Linked DNA regions of Mus musculus: region 1 is linked to region 2. Evidence: chromatin loops called from intact Hi-C (ENCODE). Cell type or tissue: left cerebral cortex. All regions are shown on one strand. Region 1 holds the start of Phf20 (PHD finger protein 20). Region 2 overlaps Phf20 (PHD finger protein 20).

Region 1 (5,000 bases), 61 kb after region 2:
AACCAGAACACTGTCCACGAGGAACCAGAAACTAGAAAAATGTCTGGACAGGCCATGAACCAAAAGAGAATTCCTGTTTGCAAAAAAATAAACTACCTATAAAAAGTCATGTGAACCAGACATGGAAGTTCTTGCCTGTGCCCTGGCACTTGTAAGGCAGAGGCAGGGGGTTTCAAAGCCAACCTGAGCCACCTAGGAAGTTCCAGGATAACCTGAGCTACCCAGGGAGACAACCTCACAACCGACAAATAAAAGCCATGTGCATGAAAGGGCATCCTATCAGGGAAGAACAGCTCAGGGTGGGGTAACTATAAGAACTGCCCTGAGGAATAAAAAAGAAGAGGCCACAGACGAAGTGTTTTGCAGCTATGCACTCAACACAGGAAGGAAGGCCCAAGAGCCCGGGAGAGCACATTAGGGAATGAGGTTCCAAAGAGGGAAGGGAACTTAAGACTGAAACTATCTTGATGGCAGAAAAGCTACAAAGAAAAACAAACAAAGAGGGAGAAAGAAAAAGAAAAAAGAAAGAGAGAAAGAGACAGCCTGGCGTGGTGGCGCATGCCTTTAATCCCAGCACTTGGGAGGCAGAGGCAGGCGGATTTCTGAGTTCCAAGTCAGCCTGGTCTACAGAGTGAGTTCCAGGACAGCCAGGGCTACACAGAGAAACCCTTGGGGGGGCGGGGGGGGGGGGGGGGGACACGACACGGACTGTCTAGCTAGATGCCTCAGCACTTAAAGCCAAGAATGACCATCTGAGTTCGATCTCTAAGTCCCACAAATTGGAAGCAGAGGGATAACTTCCTGGAATTTGCACAGGCCAAATAAATATGGCTTTCAACTAGGAAAAAAAAAAAGGAAGCTGTGGGAAAAATGGGTGGGTGGGGGGTGCACCACATTTAGGAATGAAAGGATTCAGGAGAAAAGTGTGCCAGAAGTACTTGCTGCGCCCCAAAGGTGGTCTGTTTCCTGCTAAAAGAGGCGCATCTCAAACCTTAAAGGGACACTGAAAGCAAAGATACTCTCAGATAGGAAAACAAATCCCCTCCCCCCCCCCCCCGGAGAAACAAGGTAGCTTGGAGAACTCATCAAAGAGTGCAGCCCCAAGACATACTTAAGGACACGTTAGTGAAGCCCCTTACAGATGAAACTGCAAACTATGTGCCAGAAGCATCAGGATTTGGAGAAGAGCCTGAAAGGGGTGCGCATTCCACACTAAAGGACTAAGAAAAAAAGAACTGACCCCCACATTCACTAACTTCTGAAAACATACCAGAGCTGAGGCCTGGACAGAGGTCGTCCTCCCTGGAGTTGTGGGATATAATAATAATAATAAAGTATTAGATAACTTTGGTTAGTGACCTGATTTCTGAGGAACCTACTAACGGACTGGACCCCAAATTGAAAAGGGAAAACTGTTAATTAGGTTTGAATATAGGAGTGTTCCCTCAGTATGGGGGAGCAAAGAAAAGAGAGTATGATTTCAATCCGTTTTCAGGGACGGTTAGAAATCGAGAGAAAAATCCCAAGATTAGAGATTTTAAGAGTGGAGGGACGCCCAGATTTTCCAAACTACAGAGAAAGGGGACACTCCCATATACAGGGTCGTGAGGAAAGGGTGTGCTTCCCAGATCAGGATAAGAAAGGCACTTCACGAAAACCCGTCCCCGCGGCAGAGGCAGCAGCTTAGGCCTCCCCCTATCTCGCGGACTAAGCAGGGGGTGCAGCCTCAGCACCCATCCCCACCCCCACTGCCCCGTTCCGCGCCCCGGGCCCGCACCTCGCGGCCCAGCCCCCTCGGGCCCCGCTGATTGGCCTGAGCGGCCGTCATTCCCGCGGGTAGCCGCAGTGATTGGGCGACGCTCGCACGCCCGCCACGCTCTCAGCAGCGGTCCCCGGGCCTCCCTCCGGGGCTGGGTGATCCGGGGGCCAGTCGGGGAACAGGAGTGAGCCAGGGTCCCGCAGTGGCCGGGGCGTCCGTCCCCGGTCCCGCCCGCACAGCGCGCGCGCGGCACGGGGCCTGCCCCCAACACGGCCCCAACCAGCTGGCTTCGCGTCGCCGCGCCTCGCCACGAGCTCACCTCACGGCCCCGCTCCTGCTGCGCCGCTCCAGACCAACCGACAGAAGGACTGTGCGCGCTGCGCACCACGTGACCCCGGGGACGCGCCCAGCGTATCCCCCGCCCCCCACACACACGCACCATCTCCACCGCCGAGTGACGCAGCCTCCCTACAGCCCCGCCCCGGGCCCCGCCCCTCCCGGTCGCCAGGACGACAGCGCGAGCAAGCCACGCCCACCTCCCTGAAGCGGGAACGCCGAGTCCGCACTCACCCGTGACGGCTGAGGTCACCAGAAGCATTGGCCTGGGTGCTGCCTATGTACCCTCTTAGTTCTCCTTCTAAATGGTGGAAAGTCGCCCACCTCCCTCTACCCCGTCTGTCACCACGCTCCACGGAGATCGTAGTCTTTACAGCTCACTACTTTCCCTCTTCCAATCCGCTCTTCACACGCAAGAGCTTATCAGAACGACTTGTTCCTTCTCCAGAAGAAGAGCTAAATCTTCAAGATCGATTGTCACCAGTCCGCCCTCTGTGCTCTGCCCCTATCAAGTCCTCATCTGAACCTTCTCACCTCTGCCTTTGCTCTCTCTCATCCTTAGAAAAGGATTCCAACGGGAACTGAAAAGAAAAAGCCGAATTTTGTCTCTAGGGAGCAAGGTCCAAGATGCCGCCACAACAAAAAAGAGGTTTCTCCAGTGGGACTTAGCAAGTGCTAACGAGAAGTGGTAAAATTGCTATTTACTGAGGCGATCATGCTTTGATTTGACACTGGGAGCAACCAAACTTGCACTTCTTAAATTATGTCTAATCGCATCATGTCCCTACACTACTTGTCAATCTAAGCCTTTGCTCATCTAACCACACTTGATGCTGTTTTTGTTTGTTTGTTTGTTTGTTTCTGAAACAGTTTCAATATGTGTAGCCTTGGCTAGACTGGAAATCAGTGTATAGACAGGTTTGTCTTGAACTCACAGTGATCCACATTTCTGCCCCTGACATACTGAGATTAAAGTCATTGTTCACTGTTTTCGTGTAGTGCCAGCCTGTTCTACAGAGTGAGTTCCACCACAGCCAGAGCTATACAGAGAAACCCTGTCTCAAAAAAAAAAAAAAGTCATTCTTCACACAAAAGCATAGCTCTCCAAGCAAAACATTTGCCCCCCCCCCCCAAAAAAAAAAGCCGGGCGGTGGTGGCAGCGTACACCTTTAATCCCAGTACTTGGGAGGCCAGCCTGGTCTACAGAGTGAGTTCCAGGACAGCCAGGAGTATACAAAGAAACCAAAAATAAAAAATAAAAATAAGATAAAATAAAAATTTTATTAGTAGAGCCCAGGTGTGGTGGCTCCTTTAATCCCATACATAGAAAATTCTAGGACAGCTAGGGTTATGAAGAGAAAGCCTCTCTCAAAGAGAACACTCTCTTACCTCTTATTCTCTTGCTCTTACTCTCAGCCTTCCCTACTCTCTTCCTCTCTCTGCCTTTCTACAATAAATGCCTTAAAACCAAAAAAAAAAAAAGGCCAGGCGTGGTGGCACAAGACTTTAATCCCAGCACTCAGGAGGCAGGTGGATTTCTGAGTTTGAGGCCAGCCTGGTCTACAAAGTGAGTTCCAGGAGGACAGCCAGGGCTACACAGAGAAATCCTGTCTCAAAGAAGAAAAACAAAAACAAAAACAAAAAATGAGAGAGAGAGAGAGAGTAAGAAAAAAAACAAAACACAAAAGCACAAAACAACAAGAAATTAGTAGAAACATTAAGTAAGTAGTTAGAGTAAAATGGAGTAATCTCAGCTGGAGGGCTTAAATGCTATGTGGTAGCATTCTTAGCCCTTCCATTGGTGGAGAATAGGGCTTTGTTAACTATACAGTTCATGGCTTGTCTTTTATTGGGATCCTAGATCTGACACACAGATGGGCCTTTAGAAGCCCAGGAGAAACCAGCTCTGAGACCTGCAACATTCCAAACCCTCCACAGTCACTGTTTTCAGCCATCTGAAGCTGGAGGCCTAGTTGGTTTTGTTATCAGGAATTCCTCACTGTGTGATCCACAGGACACCACCCTGACCCCTTTCTTTTGTAAACAATGTCTCTGGAGCACAGGCTGTCCCTTGGCCTTCCTGTCAGTTTCTCTTTTTGTCCATGGTCTTTAAAAGAATACTCTGGAGGCAGAGGGAGACACATGAGATCCAAGCCAGCCTGTTCTATACAGTGAGTTCCAGTCCAGCCTGGGCTACTGAGAGAGACCCTCTCTCTTCTTACATTTATTTGTTTATTTTAATGTGTATGTGTGTATACATGCCTAGAAGACTCATATGTGGAAGTCAGAATACAAGTTGTATGAATCTGTTCTCTCTATCTTCTGGATGCCAGGGCCTTTCTATACTTGTTTGTTTATTTATTTATTTATTTATTTATTTATTTATTTATTTAGGTGTCTCGGAACAAGGTTTCTCTGTGTAGTTCTGGCTGTCCTAGAACTCAGAGATCCACCTACCTCTGATTCAAAGGACTAGGATTAAATGCCCGGTTAAAGAAGATACTCCAGGGCTGGAGAGATGGCTCAGTGGTTCAGATCACAGACTGCTCGTCCAGAGGTCCTGAGTTCAATTCCCAGCAACCACAAGGTGGCTCACAACACCTCTTCTGGTGTGTCTAAAGACAGCAACAGTGTATTCATGTACATTAAATGAATAAATAAATTGTAAAAAAAAAAAAAAAGAAGAAGAAGATACTCCAGTTTTTTTGTTTGTTTGTTTGTGTGTATATGAATATCTTGCCTATATAGATTTCTGTGTACTACATGCATGCATGGTGCCTAGAGAGCTGGATTGAACCCAGCACCCAGAACCCTCTGGCCAGTGGCCAGTGCTCTTAACCTCTGAGCCACCTCACCAGCCCCTCCTCTGAGGTTCTCGGTGGTTCTCTTTTGCCTCTAGGCCTTT
Region 2 (5,000 bases):
CCTGACCCTCTCAACATCCAAAGGACTATAAGCTCTCCTGTCCCCGCTCTCAAACTAAACACAGCCTAAGGGATACATCTGAGGGAAGAAGCCTACCAAGAGCCTAGCCCACGTCTGCAGGAAGGCCCAATGCTACTTTCAAGATTGCATGTGTAAGAACATTGCCTCTGTGGCTGGATAATGGTTAAGATCAAGCAGTGCTCTTTTGGAAGGTCTGAGTTAGATTCCTAGCATCCCCCATCAGGTGGCTCACAACTGCCTGGAACTCCAGTTCCAGAGAATATGACACCCTTTTCTAGCCTCTGCAGGCAAATGCGCACACACACACACGCACACACACACACACACACATTTTTTCAAGAACACTTTTTAATGGAATTCGTCCATAGGTGGTTGATAATAGAGTGATCTGCTGGCCATAAATCCTATCTAACAAGTAACATGTAAATATGTGACAGAAATACTTCTTGGCTGAGGCTGTAGCTCTGTGGTACAGCACAAGGCTGAGGTCCACCCCTAATGACAAAAGGGAAAAGCTTAGTCTAGCCTGACAGAAAGTCTACCTACCTTAGTTAGTTTAGCCCCCTGCCCGCTTCAGTGCCAAGTCAAACAAAGGAAGCCTTGCCCTCTGAGGCTAAGAACTCAGCACATCGGATAACCTTGGGAGCAGTCAGAATGCAGAAGGGAGGAGCATGAGAGCCCAACTACAGGCACTCTACAAGCTTGTCTTCTCTATGGCCGGTATACCTAGAACTCAAGCTAACCAGAGCTAGCTAGTTACATAACAAGATTCAAAACAAACGCCGGCGTGGTGGCGCACGCCTTTAATCCCAGCGCTTCGGGAGGCAGAGGCAGAGGCAGGCGGATTTCTGAGTTCGAGGCCAGCCTGGTCTACAAAGTGAGTTCCAGGACAGCCAGGGCTATACAGAGAAACCCTGTCTCGAAAAACAAACAAACAAACAAACAAAACAAAAAAAAAAAAAAAAAAAAGTACACTTGCCATCTCCCCTGGCAAGAGATCAGTGAATACCCAGGCATACTGGACAACTTGTTACCTTTCAGGAAGACCCCGTTGGGATGCTCTGGATAGGCATATGTGAACTACAGGAGATGCCATCCCAGAACTCTAGAGCCCTGCAGACCTCAACCCTTAGCTCTGTGCTCGTTGTCTTTATTCGTGTTCACACTTTCCTGTGAGCTTACTTTCTCACCTATAAAACAAGGATGAGTTTGATGCCAAGAACCTTTCTCCCTTCAGGTGACAGTGAGATGAGATGTGCAAATTCAGCCAGGTCTAGTGGCACAAACCAGCACTGGGGAGGAAGAGGCCAGGAAAGCATGAGCAGCTCAGCCCAGGCTACACAGTAAGACCCAGTCTTAAGAGCAACAGAGTATGGAAACCACTTAGTTAGCATAGAGTCTGTCATAGAAAAGCAGATCAGTAAGTGGCTCTAATAATTACCACTCAGCAAGTGAGTCACCCTGAAAGAAGTCAGATCCTGCACGCGTGCGCCTATCTTCCTTTCATTTCCCTTCGTGCAAATCTGCTCACAAGGTACTAACCTCCCCATACTCCACATGTAGCTCAGTTACAGCAGAAAGAAGATATAAAAAAGATCCGCTTCTGCAGAGACCTGGGAAGACCATTTCCACAGCATTTCCTGTGGTAAACACAAGCTCCCGGCACAGGCCCAAAATAGACTGAACTGGAGGAAAGGGGAGCACACGACCTAGAAACTCCCATCTAATTAGGGGGGAGACTTGCCGAGTGCACTCACCCTTAACCCCATCATGGAGGAAGCACCAACACAAGAACTGTTGCAAATTCAAAGCCAGCCTGGTCTATAGAGTTGTCTCAGACCAGTTTGGGCAATGTAAGAGCAACAGGAAGGAACCTATCTTGTTGCTAATGCTAGCCACTTGCAGTTTCTTCAAGGAGAAAGCCTTGTGAACAGTAGTGCTCCACGGAGTGAAGGTCATGAGGCTCTGGGCATGACAGTCCATGCTGGTAAGCCAACTCCTAGGAGGTCTGAGGCAGAAGGAGCAGGTAAGTCCAAAAACTCAAGGTCAGCCTCAGCCAGACTCTCTCAAGGAAAAAAAAAAAGTTGCAAAGAGGAGTCAAACAGCCCCTGACAAATAAGGCCAAGGTCAACTCACCAAAGATGACCACACACACACACACACACACACACACGCACCGAACCCAGAATCCTATCATTCCTATAAAAGCTAGAGCTGGGGGTATAACATAGCTTCCAATTATGGCTGCTTCACACTAAAAAACAATAAAAGCTGGGCATGATGGCCCAAATTTGTAATCTTAGCACTTGGTGGGAGAGGATTGCTATGAGCTCAAGGCCAGCCTTGACTGCATAGTGAGATCAGGCTAGCCAGGAGTTTGAAGTGAGATCCTAATTCAAAAACAAAACAAAAACCATGTGGGTGTAAGGATTTTATAGTCTCAGCACTCTGGAGGTAGAGGCAGTAGGATCACTAACCAGCCAAGGGCACCCTCAACCACACAGTTCAAAATCTGCCTGGCTACAGGACTCTACCTCAAACAAACCACCCCCAAAGATTCATTATCAATGGCAAGTACTGCTCTGTCTCTTTTCCACCAATTAACTGATTTCCCTAAGAAACTCTTGAGTTATTTAGGGCTGACTAATCATGCCAAACCCACCATGACAGTAGCTGCTGTTCCCCCACTCTGTCCACACTCCCCACAGCCTGCTCAGCCTCAGGAAAACCCCCAAGGAAGTTAAGAGCAGTAAGAAAATTGAGCAGAAGATGAATACACAAGCTGGTTTTCCCTGGGTTCCGCTGTCTCCTAGCAGCTTGGACTAGATGGCCTAGCTCAGAGGAAATGAAAGGCTTCCTGCCAGCAGAGCTCCCCCTCCCCCTCACAGGTCCCTCGTGACTACTGAGAAAACCAACTGAGGTAGGGAGAGAAATCCAGGATAGGAAGGAAAAGAAAGTCAAGAGCTTGGAATCTAGCTTTGAGGTAGGATGCTGTCCTCACACAAATGAAGCCTTGAATTTATTTAACACCCAGAACTGAAAACAAAGTGAACAAGGAGCAAAGGGAGAGAAAGAGGGGTGGGGCAAGATGGCATATGCCTGGAATCCAGATGAGGCTGAGGCAGAACTACAGGTTCCAGAGGCAAATTTGTCTCAGAACAAAACCAGTCGAGCACTATAGTTAGCAACCAAGCCCACAAAGACAGCACCTAAGAACTAGTGGACAGGGTGACACTGCTCAGAGAAAAGAAATCACTGGCTTCACTTCCATAACTTTCCCAGAATGCTTCAACAGCCTCCCACTTTAGGATTTAGCTCACTCTATATCCTCTCACCCTCCTTCCAATCGATCAGTCTCAAGAACCACCAAGGCGTTTAGCACAATATAGACAGGCCTCAGCAGAAACCTCACTCAGTCCCCATGTCCTTCAACAAAGTAAATGAAGCAGCTGGAATTAAGTCAGAACTATAGAACCCATCACCAGGTGGCCAATGACCACCTCATGAGCCCATGGCCTCAAGACTCTCCTTCCTAGAACCTAGCTCATGAGAAAACCACTGAAAGGACTTGGCCTTTTAATTTGCAAAGCTACTCCAGTTTTTTATTATTGTTTGATTCATTGTATTTGGTTTTTTCCTGAGACAGTCTCACTGTGTAGCCCAGTGGCCTCTAACTCAGTATGTAGCCCAGAGCTGATTGCAAACTTGGGATTACCTAGTTCTAGTTTAGCCTCCCAAGGCATGTGCCACCATGTCCAACTGCAGTTGCCCCAACTTAAAAGCTGTTTAAAACTGCTAATTAACTACAGCCAATAATATACGCAATGGTGTTCATTCCTTAATGACTTCAAACGTATTTCACATCCACCCCACACCCACCCCTTCCCCTTATTAGGATTTGTCTGGTCCGTCCTGCTCTTGCACTGTGTCCTCCATCCCCAATGTACACTGTACACTGGCTTCTTTCTGCCTTACTAGGTCTTCTGGTTGCTGTCATGATGCCAAGCTCAGAGCTCTGTAAACACTACATGTAAAATGTCAGTTTCTAAGACTTCTGTGACCTCTATGAAGCCACCCTCTACTTTTCTAAGAGATCACTTGCTCCCCACAAAGCTCCTGGAATCCTCTTCCTCCATCTGCCCCTGCTTGCCTTTGTGTATCTGGTCCCAGTCACTCTATTCCAGTCCTACCTCCTGTGAACTTGGCCAGCACTAGAACAAAAGATGGCCTCTGCAAACTACTGTTACTTCAAAAGTGACTCATAGAACTCCCCCAAAATTTCATCCTAGCAGAAAGGCTGGTGCTCCCCAAAAGAATACCTCCAGTAAATCTTATTGGAAGAAAGAACATGACTTGATCGCCCTGTAGCTATAGGCCCTTTATGAACCGAATGAACACTTGGCTACAAAAGCCAGTAAAGGAAGAAAGACCACCTTGAGAATGAGACTCTGGAGAAGCAGACCTCCCTTGAGCCAACTATTTCTAGTTCAAAGAGGACTTGCAGTGTCCCCAAAACAAGCTCTTCATAAGATATATGTGAGAAACACTAATTAGAGATGTAATTTTGGAGTATATAACATATATATATTATATATAAGACATAATTTAGTGAAAGATGGGACTATCCAAATGCACTTCACGTGAACTGGAAATCAGTAATTGTTTAGTTAGCTCACAAGACGGAACATCACTTTGGAGGTTTCTCTAGACAATGTTAACGATTCCCAGACAAAATGTAATCATCCCAACACTTGACAGAGTACTGAATAAACCGCTGAACAACTTCATGGGATGGAAAACCACTGTGTGCCAGGCCTTGGTATGCAGGACTTTAACCCCAGCACAGGAGGCAGAAACAAACAGGATCCCACTGAGTTCTATAACAGCCAAGGGTTCATAGTGAGATTCTGTCTCAAAAAAAAAAAAAAAGTCAAAAAGACCAAAACCCCACAACAATAACAACAAAACGGCCAGGGTTG

What was found. Hi-C counts contacts between places; a loop is a spot of excess contacts. Peaks named below come from ENCODE experiments on the same cell type or tissue, not always from the same donor. Only the 100,000 strongest peaks of a DNase experiment are listed, where the experiment ranks them.
Region 1: it touches region 2 in a loop (2.1-fold over the local background); 15 of 42 quality-filtered maps call a loop at or near these places.

Annotation. Positions count from the first base shown.
Region 1 is chr2:156,193,876-156,198,875 of GRCm38, reverse strand. Phf20 (PHD finger protein 20) reads right to left here and starts at 2,229. Exons shown (of 18, transcript NM_172674.2): 1 at 2,079-2,229. In left cerebral cortex, CTCF peaks have their summits at 2,109 and 4,675 (motif pointing right); DNase peaks (open chromatin) are centred at 1,901 and 2,192; H3K4me3 peaks cover 2,101 bases; H3K27ac peaks cover 1,855 bases.
Region 2 is chr2:156,255,123-156,260,122 of GRCm38, reverse strand. All of the region lies in intron 4 of Phf20 (PHD finger protein 20), which reads right to left. Among named protein-coding and RNA genes, the nearest start is that of Cnbd2, 55 kb to the left of the region's middle. In left cerebral cortex, no CTCF peak of the experiment used is centred here; a DNase peak (open chromatin) is centred at 2,862; H3K27ac peaks cover 1,843 bases.